2 separate regions of the Homo sapiens genome follow, and region 2 is linked to region 1. Evidence: read pairs that join two places in POLR2A ChIA-PET (ENCODE). Cell type or tissue: endothelial cell of umbilical vein. All regions are shown on one strand. Links, peaks and the distances in the headings refer to the core of each region. The heading gives the core; the rest is flanking DNA.

Region 1 (5,383 bases), core at 256-5,255:
ACTCAGAAGAAAATGCTTCTTCCAGAGATGGAGTCTCACTCTGCGGCCCAGGCTGGAGTGCAGTGGTGGGATCTTGGCTCACTGCAACCTCCACCTCCCAGGTTCAAGCGATTCTCCTGCCTCAGCCTCGCGAGTAGCTGGGATTACAGGCACATGCCACCGCCCAGCTAATTTTTGTATTTTTAGTAAAGATGGGGTTTCACCATGTTGGCCAGGTGATCCGCCCGCCTCGGCCTCTGAAAGTGCTGGGATTACAGGCGTGAGCGACTGCGCCTGGCCTGAAGTTTCTATAAAAGTTATCATCTGAAATACTCAATTGGCTATAGGTCAATAATGTTCATGTTCTGTGACTCACATATTTCCAATTATGTTTTATGCTCTTGAAGAGCAAGGACCGTATCTTCTATTTCTTTTGTAATAAAGCACCTATGTCAGAACTCTATGAGCTACAGATCTCAACAATAGCCATCAAACCTAGTGTTTGGAGAGCAGAATTGGGGGAAAGATGACGTGAGGTTTTTGGTGACTTCCTTAGGATTTTCTCAACAAGCCATTATTTAAAAATGATTATTTGAGATTCCATTAGTTTGTTTCAGCTTTAAGCACATCTGTATTTGTAATTTCTCATGTATGAATGTTCCTTTCTTCACAGGTTTAAGAATGTTACATTTGATATCATAGCTACTGAAGATGTAGGCATTTTCGATGTAAGATCAAAATTCCTTGGTGTTGAGATGGAAAAGGTGCAACTCAATATTCAGGTAAGCTGCTGGAATTTCTGCACATTGATGATAAATTTTATATGTGGATCATACATTGCTACCCTGGCTCTCTCTCTTCAGGACAACAATAAAGTTTAACAGAAAACCAGTGCCAGCCTTATTTGCCAATATTTGTTAAGTGTTGATGATTTTTAAGAGCTGTGACTTTTCAAATGATTGGAAATTGATATGCTTCTAGCTGGCAAACCATAGCAGTCAGTTTCTCTAAGCCATGTTTCCATTTTAAAGCTTAGACAAAAGAATATAATTTAAAAGTATTCAGAGCTATTAAATAAATGCTATAAATTTTCCTTTTATTGGAAACTTGCATTTCTTTCTAAGACTATGTATGCCCAGGACTGGAACTTTCATGATCTCATTTTTCCCTCTCTCCTAGAATGGTTTTTCTTTTTTGTGGGGGGAGGGGGTGGGGGTGGGGCATTGAGAAGGGGTCTTGCTCTGTCGCCCAGGCTGGAATACAGTGGCATGTATGCCCAGGACTGGAACTTTCATGATCTCATTTTTCCCTCTTTCCTAGAATGGTTTTTCTTTTTTGTGGGGGGAGGGGGTGGGGGGGGGCATTGAGAAAGGGTCTTGCTCTGTCGCCCAGGCTGGAATACAGTGGCACAATCATGGTTCACTGCAGCCTCAACCTCCTGGGCTCAAGCGATCCTCCTGCTTCAGCCTCTCGAGTAACTGGTACTACAGGCACACACCACCACATCTGGCTAATTTCTGTATTTTTTGTAGAGACAGGGTTTCACCACGTTGCCCAGGCTTGTCTTAGACTACTGGGCTCAAGTGATCTGCCTGGCTTAGCCTCCAAAAGTGCTGGGATTACAGGCATTAGCCACCACACCTGGCCCCTAGAATAGTTTTTACGTCAATTTATTAACTCTATTTGTCAAATGCTTGGGATCACAGGAATGAAAGGCATTATGCAAAACAGATATCTATACATAGAAAAATGGTGTTTGCAATATAAATTATCGTTATTTTATCATAAGAGCCACATTTAAGCCAAATACACGTAAATGAAAACCGAGAAATCCAGTTTCTGTGCAAAAAAAAAAAAAAAGAGAGCACTGCAAACAAATGTTCATCTGCCCCCAACTTCTTAATCCTTAGCACAAAACCAATTTAAAGAAGTAATTTATTTTTCTTTTTTGATGTAACACTTTTTAAATGGAAATAACATCTTACCTGGGCCCCAAACTACTTACAAAATGGTTTCCAGGTATTTTGCATATGTTTACATGAATCATCTCACTAAGATCCTGAGAGTGATGTGAATTCTGGCCTCACTGTCTGTGCAGCCCAGGGCTCCATGCACTGGAATTACTTCCCCATCATGGGAGTGTGTGCCAGAGCCCTTCTTTTCTGGCAGCCCTTGTAAGTTTAAAAGAAAAACGGGAGCTGAATGGGTTTGATAAGGACATTGAGATAATGGAGTAAATTAGAATTCGGAGATAAGATGAAAGCTATTATGTAATTATTGAAAGTATAATTAAGTAAACAGTATTGTTTTCTAACTTACTTTAAATGTCACTAAATGTATCCATTTAATAATTTAGCTAATTAGGGTCTTCAGTTATTTTGTGTAACAGATAAATACAGGAAGAGAAAAGAAGGTGCTTGTGGTGATACCCTTTGGTTAGTGATTCCTCTGTAGAAATAGCAAAAGACATATGTGATTGCCAAGAAGGAAATTATCCAGGGCCAGTCAATATCAACTGGACCAATGAGTCACAAGTGACCAGGAGACACCTTATATTGTGTTTAGAGAGAAAGCAATAATTCCATGAGACTTCCTTTGAGTACTGGTATAAAAACCAAGCTTCACTTGTTCCTTTGTTAAGGATTCTGTATACAGTAAGATTAGCTGTTCATACCATTCATTTATACACATAATGGATTGTGAAATGTTAATCCTTAGCTATATGCAGGTGACCAGTATGTCCTGGGTTTTTTAAATCAGTAGTGCATAATCAGAACTGGCTACATCCTTAGCAGGGCTCAGAGCAAAATAAAAATGCAGTGCCCTGTTTTTAAAATTATTAAGGATTTTAGGATGATGACAGAAGAGAATAAAACCCTGGGCATGGGACCCTGTGCGGCTGCACAGATTGCATACCCACGGAGCCAGCCCTGCATTTGATAGCTGTCAGATGTAAAGGCAGACTTCTATTTATATATGCAGCTTTCAGTCAATTGCATGAATGTGTAAATTGTCAAAGAGAAATGTGATGGCCAGGTCCTTACTGTGAGTAAAGGACCAGGAACAGGACCAAAGTTTGAAAGGACTAAAGAAAGCCCCTTCTAACATTACAGCTCTATGTCTCTTGGTTATCTTCAGCCCATTTTCCCTTCAGTTCCTAAAGAAAACCATAGGATAGAATTATATCCTATAATTATAGGCCATATAGGTAACAGGAGGATATGACTTATGTGATATATATTCTTCTTGTAAAAATAATGTCAGGTATTTATCGGGGACTGCAGGGTGGGCCTTCTTCCTCTCCTAGATGAAGAACTGAGGTTCAGACAGCTAATTATGGAAGATAATTAGCTGGGATAATTATGGAAGATAATGCAGCTGGGATCCAAGTTCTTCATCACTCTAGTCCACTGCCTGTCTCATAGGATTCCAGTTGATCCTGCAAGACAAGAGTAGCTTACAAAGGGTTTGCATATACCTTAATCTCATATCTCATTCCCAGTAGCACCCTTGTGAAATTGGCAGTGTTATCCCCAATTTACACACAGGGAAACAGAACTTCAGAGAAGTTATGTCATGTTGCAAGGTCTTAAGATAGCAAATGGCAGAGCTAAAACTAAAGTCTGCTTTTCAAGTCATGAGTCCAGCCATGTTTTCTCTGCTCCCTACTTTGGGGACCCAGCTACTTCCCCTACATATGCCATTCCTTTTCAATCTAACTCTATTGGTTTAATTCTTTTCCACTAGACTTTGTTTAACAGATGTTGCATTTCCCAGAGGAAAAGTGAATCTCCTCTACACTCTAAATAGCTAAAAGTATTATTGATGAAAGGACTTCAATTCCCTATAGAATTTTAGTTCTAGAAGCATATCTGAATAATGTAGGGGTTTTCTTAAGTGCAGTGAGAGGTAATTGAGGAAGTGGAGGAGGAAGCTGCCAAGAGTCAGAGTTCTCTCAAAGATGACTCCAACTTCTACAATTGACCTTGCTAGAAACAAGAAAATGAGACTTAGATATTGGGCCAGGACAGCTCAGGAATTATATCTTCCATTGGGAAAGGCTTCCTGTACCTATGTTACTATGAAATGTTACAGCTTAGTTTCATGCATATGGCTGGTGTGATCCAGTTACTTATTTTAAAAAGAGAGTTGATTTCCTTTGTTTATATGCTGGCAGTGAAAAACAGAATGACAGTTCGACTTAAGAATGAGGGCTTGTTCTCAGTACAGAAACAGAAGTAGCCTAGTTCAAGAAGTGCGGACCACCGCTTTGTACAATGGTCTCCAAACTTTGGTCACTTCATCAGGAAATAGTATGAGCACTTCTCTCCATACATAGTTATTTGTAAAGTATACATGCTTCTGCTATTGTACTCTAAAACGTGCTGTATTATATACCAAAAAAGTCCAAAAAATGAGAAAAAATAAATAGAAATAGGAGTTCTAATATTCTTTTTGCTTCCCCAGTGAATGTCTTGCTCACTTCACTTTAAAAAAACACTGCTTTCTGTGTTTTTGTTTTTGTTTTTGTTTTTGTTTTTGTTTTTCGGGTTTTTTGAGACAGAGTCTTTCTCTGTCGCTGAGGCTGGAGTACAGCAGTGCAATCTCGGCTCGCTGCAATCTCTGCCTACTCTGTTCAAGTGATTTTCCTGCCTCAGCCTCCTGAGTAGCTGGGATTACAAGTGTGCACCACCACGCCCAGCTAATTTTTGTATTTTTAGTAGAGATGGGGTTTCGCCATGTTGGCCAGGCTGGTCTCACTCTCCTGACCTCAAGTGATCCACCTGCCTCAGCCTCTCAAACTGCTGGTATTACAGGAATGAGCCACCACACCCAGCCAGAAAACACTGCTTTCTAAAGAATATGCATCTAGCCAGAACTTTGTGTTTTAACATTTTCGATTAAAAATTGAAATTATATATCTGACATTAACTTAATGATCATCATTTACTTTCATACAGCCCTTATCAATTCCAAAAAGCTATTTTCTTTCATCTAAGTCACAATCACTTGGGAATTTATTAAAATGCAAATTGATGGGCCCCACCAGAGAGCTACATAACAAGAAATTCCTGTGGGAGGAGCCCAGGCAGCCTTTATTTTAACTAGCCTATGTTTTTAACCAGATGATTCTGATGTACACTTAAGTTTTAGAACCCCCATCTATGGCCTGGTGCCATGGCATGCGCCTGTAGTCCTGGCTACTCGGGAGGCTGAGGTGGGAAGATAGCTTAAGCCAGGAGTTTGAGACCAACCTGGGCAACATAGTTAGACCCCACCCAGGTGATTAGGTCAATTGAATCTGACTTTTGTCAACAAATTCTTCTAATATGTTTTTTAAATGCACAAAATGTCAAAGTTGAGATTTAATGATGCTTTTTACAATTTCAGGATTTACTTCAGA
Region 2 (5,383 bases), core at 332-5,331, 130 kb after region 1:
TCTACTAAAAATACAAAAATTAGCTGGATGTAGTGGTGTGCACCTGTAATCCCAGCTCCTTGGGAAGCTGAGGCAGGAGAATTGCTTGAACCTGGGAGACGGAGGTTGCAGTGAACCAAGATCGCACCACTGCACTCCAGCCTGGGCGACAGAGTAAGACTCCATCTCAAAAAAAAAAACAAGTTATTTTTATGGTTTGTTTGAATCAGGATTGAAACAAGGTACACACATTATATGACTGATATGTCTTTTAAATCTTCTACTCTATAAATTTCACCTCCACACCTTTTTTTTACCTTTGTTCTTCTTCTTCTTCTTTTTTTTTTTTTTGAAGAGATGGCATTGTGCTATGTTGCCCTGGCTGGTCTTGAACTCCTGGTCTCAATCAATCCTCCTGCTTTGGCCTCTCAAAGTGCTGGGTATTGAAGGCATGAGGCACTGTGCCTGGCCCTCTTTCTTATTTTTTGCCTTATAATTTATATTTTGTAAAAAACAGGTCCTTTATCCTGTAGCAGTTCCCAGAGTCTCAATTTTACTGACTACATTTGTGGTGTTGTTTAACACTTTGCCCCCTTCATTTCCATTAATTTGGTGTTGGATAATTTCCACAATAACTGCACCAGTTGCTCAGTCTATAACACTAATCAAGCACTGAATCCAACACCAAATTAATTTCCAGTATGTTACTTTCTAATTGTTACATACATTGTCATTCTAAGTTAAGTGGCCTGTGAAATCAGTGTTAAAGAATAATAACTGGCTTTTTATAATAATGGAATAGAATACAATAGAAAGTATCAGTGCACCCTATGTAATAAGAATAATTATTATTTTGTGAAACGTTTTTCCACCATGGATATGTGTATTGGGAACTGGGTTAGTATGTGGAATATGGTTCTTAGGGGTTATGGTCAAATATTTGAAGAACACTGTAATATGTAGGAATTTTTTTTAAATTTAAAAACAACATATGTTCTTTTTGAAGAATTATATAAAAAAAATAGAACCACTAGAAATAGGACTATCCTAAGCATATTAGTTTCTTGTGGCTACCATAGCAAATTGCCATAAACTGATGATGTAAAACAACACATTTATTCTGTCAGTTCTGGAGACCAGAAGTCTGAAATCAAGGAATTGGGGCCACAAGCCCTCCAAAAGCTCTAAGGGAGAGTCCATTCCTTGCCTTTTCCAGCTTGCAGTGGCTGCTGGCATTTCTTGGCATTCTTGGCCTGTTCCTTGATGTGACTCCAATCTCTGCCTCCATTCTCATGTCACTCACTCCTCTGGCTTCTCCTTTTCTGCGTGTTGCAGATCTCTTTCTGCTTTTCTCTCTGTTTTGTTGTTTGATACAGACTTTAACTCTGTCGCCCAGGCTGGAGTGCAGTGGCGCAATCTTGGCTCACTGCAACCTCCGCCTCCCAGGTTCAAGCAATTCTCCTGCCTCAGCCTCCCAAGTAGCTAGAACTACAGGCGCCTGCCACCACGCCCGGCTAATTTTTGTATTTTTAGTAGAGACAGGGTTTCACTATGTTGGCCAGGCTTGTCTTGAACTTCTGACCTCGTGATCCACCCACCTCAGCCTCCCAAAGTGCTGGGATTACAGGCGTGAGACACCACGCCAGGCCTCTGCCTTTATCTTAGAAACGACACTTGTCATTGGATTTAGGGCCCGCCTAGATAACCCAGGGAGATCTTCTTATCTTAGGATCCTTAATTCTATCTGCAAAGACATTTTTGCTAAATAATGTTCACAGAGTCTGGCGATTAGGACATAGACTTCTCTTTTGGGGGCACCACCTTTCAACCCACTACACTAAGTGAAAAGTGAAATATTGATCTCTACATCCCCCAACACTCCACCCAGGCTAGCATCCCAAATAGGGAAGCATTAAGATGTGAAAAATTCTGCGGAACATTAGTGTAAAGCTTCTAGTGGAAAAATGATGACCAAGCATAACATTATGAGATAAGAGCATGAGTAGGTTTAATATCCCCCTGGTATACGGCAGTGCAAGTATTGCCCTGTCTTCTCTGCTTGGTGAGGCCTACTTTTCCCCAGAATTAGAGTAAAATTATTCAGTATCCTTATATTGTCCTTACTTACTCCTGCAGGTTCATGAATACTTAGGGGCAGAATGTAGGGAGGACATGCCATTCATTTCTTTGTGGTTTTTAGGTCAACTTCATAATATAAGAGAGGGATAATAAGTTAGCTTGTCATGCTACATGCTTGAAAGTCTGTCATCAGTACAGCCACCTATCCAGGCCAGACGGTTTCCCTGCCAGTTGGCCTCCATGGGACATTCTCCAGGAAACCAGCACATGAGCAGGGAAAATCCCTGCCATTGTTGAGGCTATCGTTGTGGGTGAAAAGGGAATGTCCCTTGTGGTCCTGGAATCTCCCTGTGGCAAGCTCTGAATAGGGTATGATGAATTGAATAGGCCAGGAAGGATCCTGGCTCAGGGCTAGAGTGGGATAGAAGGCCATTATGAAGTGAGAAATTAGAAAACTGGTGTCAGGATGGGGATCGCTATTTTACACACTTGAGAATTTAGAAAGGAATTACTGCACATTCCTAAACTGATTTTTTTTTTTTTTTTTTGACTGAGGCTCGCTCTGTCACCCAGGCTGAAGTGCAGTGGCATGATCTTGGATCACTGCAACCTCCACTTCCGGGGTTCAAGCGATTCTTCTGCCTCAGCCTCCCAAGTAGCTGGGATTACAGGCGCCTGCGCCTGGCTAATTTTTGTATTTTTAACAGAGTCAGGGTTTCGCCATGTTAGCCAGGCTGGTCTGAAACTCCTGACCTCAGGTGATCCACCTGCCTTAGCCTCCCAAAGTGCTGAGATTACACGCATGAGCCACCATGCCCAGCCAAACCAAATTTTACTAATTGATAAATCAAAGGACTGTTGTTGGTCATGTGATAAGAATAGCTAGAGCTGGGCGTGATGTCTCACACCTGTAATTCCAGCACTTTGGGAGGCCAAGATGGGAGGATCACTTGAAGCCAGGAGTTCGAGACCAGCTTAGTCAACATAGCAAGACCCCATCTCTAAAAAAAAAAAAAATAATAAGTAAAATAAAAAGAATAGCTGGGGACTAATGAGTGTGGACAGTTTGTAAAAATAAATTGAAATATTGTTAGTCTTCTTTATATTCCTAGAAATCGATGCTCCACATGCATCCCACAACTCCTTACAACTCCCCGATACAAAAATACTCACTGTAAGAAAAAAACCCATAAAACCAAACTAAACCAGACAATAGAAATCCCAATAATCTCATTACACAAAGAAAAGCCCCTATAAGCATTTTGTGTAATCCTCTAATAGTACATTTCTGTTTTCATCTAAAGTACTTTCATTTGAGGCTGGGCTCAGTGGCTCACACTTGTATCTCACCACTTTGGGAGGCTGAGGCAGGAGAATCTTAAGGCCAGGAGTTTGAGAACAGCCTGGGCAACATAGTGAGATCCTATCTCTACAAAAAGTAAAAAATTAGCTGGGTGTGATGGTGTGTGCCTGTGGCCTGGCTGTTTAGGAGGATTGCTTGAGCCCAAAAGTTTGAGGCTGCGGTGCATTATGATCGCTCCACTACGCTCCAGCCTGGGTGACAGCGAGACCCTGTCTCATAAATTAAAAAATGAATAAATGAATGTACTTTCATTTGAACAAACCAGTGTTACTGCTGAAACATTTATTTCTGTAATGACCCTTGTCTTCCTTTCTTGTACAGGAACCAGTAGATCCTCTAAAGGAAGAAGCCTTATTGGTAAGGTTGATGGCACATCCCACGTCACTGGAAAAGGAGTTACAGTTGAAACAGTCTTTTCTGTGGATGAGTTTTCTGCATCTGTCCTCACTGGAAAACTGACCACTGTCTTCCTTCCAATTGTCTACACAATTGTGTTTGTGGTGGGTTTGCCAAGTAACGGCATGGCCCTGTGGGTCTTTCTTTTCCGAACTAAGAAGAAGCACCCTGCTGTGATTTACATGGCCAATCTGGCCTTGGCTGACCTCCTCTCTGTCATCTGGTTCCCCTTGAAGATTGCCTATCACATACATGGCAACAACTGGATTTATGGGGAAGCTCTTTGTAATGTGCTTATTGGCTTTTTCTATGGCAACATGTACTGTTCCATTCTCTTCATGACCTGCCTCAGTGTGCAGAGGTATTGGGTCATCGTGAACCCCATGGGGCACTCCAGGAAGAAGGCAAACATTGCCATTGGCATCTCCCTGGCAATATGGCTGCTGATTCTGCTGGTCACCATTCCTTTGTATGTCGTGAAGCAGACCATCTTCATTCCTGCCCTGAACATCACGACCTGTCATGATGTTTTGCCTGAGCAGCTCTTGGTGGGAGACATGTTCAATTACTTCCTCTCTCTGGCCATTGGGGTCTTTCTGTTCCCAGCCTTCCTCACAGCCTCTGCCTATGTGCTGATGATCAGAATGCTGCGATCTTCTGCCATGGATGAAAACTCAGAGAAGAAAAGGAAGAGGGCCATCAAACTCATTGTCACTGTCCTGGCCATGTACCTGATCTGCTTCACTCCTAGTAACCTTCTGCTTGTGGTGCATTATTTTCTGATTAAGAGCCAGGGCCAGAGCCATGTCTATGCCCTGTACATTGTAGCCCTCTGCCTCTCTACCCTTAACAGCTGCATCGACCCCTTTGTCTATTACTTTGTTTCACATGATTTCAGGGATCATGCAAAGAACGCTCTCCTTTGCCGAAGTGTCCGCACTGTAAAGCAGATGCAAGTATCCCTCACCTCAAAGAAACACTCCAGGAAATCCAGCTCTTACTCTTCAAGTTCAACCACTGTTAAGACCTCCTATTGAGTTTTCCAGGTCCTCAGATGGGAATTGCACAGTAGGATGTGGAACCTGTTTAATGTTATGAGGACGTGTCTGTTATTTCCTAATCAAAAAGGTCTCACCACATACCATGTGGATGCAGCACCTCTCAGGATTGCTAGGAGCTCCCCTGTTTGCATGAGAAAAGTAGTCCCCCAAATTAACATCAGTGTCTGTTTCAGAATCTCTCTACTCAGATGACCCCAGAAACTGAACCAACAGAAGCAGACTTTTCAGAAGATGGTGAAGACAGAAACCCAGTAACTTGCAAAAAGTAGACTTGGTGTGAAGACTCACTTCTCAGCTGAAATTATATATATACACATATATATATTTTACATCTGGGATCATGATAGACTTGTTAGGGCTTCAAGGCCCTCAGAGATGATCAGTCCAACTGAACGACCTTACAAATGAGGAAACCAAGATAAATGAGCTGCCAGAATCAGGTTTCCAATCAACAGCAGTGAGTTGGGATTGGACAGTAGAATTTCAATGTCCAGTGAGTGAGGTT

Evidence for each region. Peaks named below come from ENCODE experiments on the same cell type or tissue, not always from the same donor. Only the 100,000 strongest peaks of a DNase experiment are listed, where the experiment ranks them.
Region 2: POLR2A ChIA-PET joins it to region 1 with 5 read pairs; 7 of 35 experiments call an interaction of 5 or more read pairs at or near these places.

Annotation. Positions count from the first base shown.
Region 1 is chr5:76,701,830-76,707,212 of GRCh38, forward strand. It overlaps IQGAP2 (IQ motif containing GTPase activating protein 2), which reads left to right. Exons shown (of 36, transcript NM_006633.5): 35 at 653-761; 36 at 5,371-5,383. Among named protein-coding and RNA genes, the nearest start is that of NCRUPAR, 7.9 kb to the right of the region's middle. In endothelial cell of umbilical vein, for the core only: no CTCF peak of the experiment used is centred there; DNase peaks (open chromatin) are centred at 2,492 and 4,002; H3K27ac peaks cover 1,347 bases.
Region 2 is chr5:76,828,948-76,834,330 of GRCh38, forward strand. F2RL1 (F2R like trypsin receptor 1) reads left to right here. Exons shown (of 2, transcript NM_005242.6): 2 at 3,743-5,383. The coding sequence ends at 4,854. Among named protein-coding and RNA genes, the nearest start is that of F2RL1, 13 kb to the left of the region's middle. In endothelial cell of umbilical vein, for the core only: no CTCF peak of the experiment used is centred there; a DNase peak (open chromatin) is centred at 2,324; H3K27ac peaks cover 2,539 bases.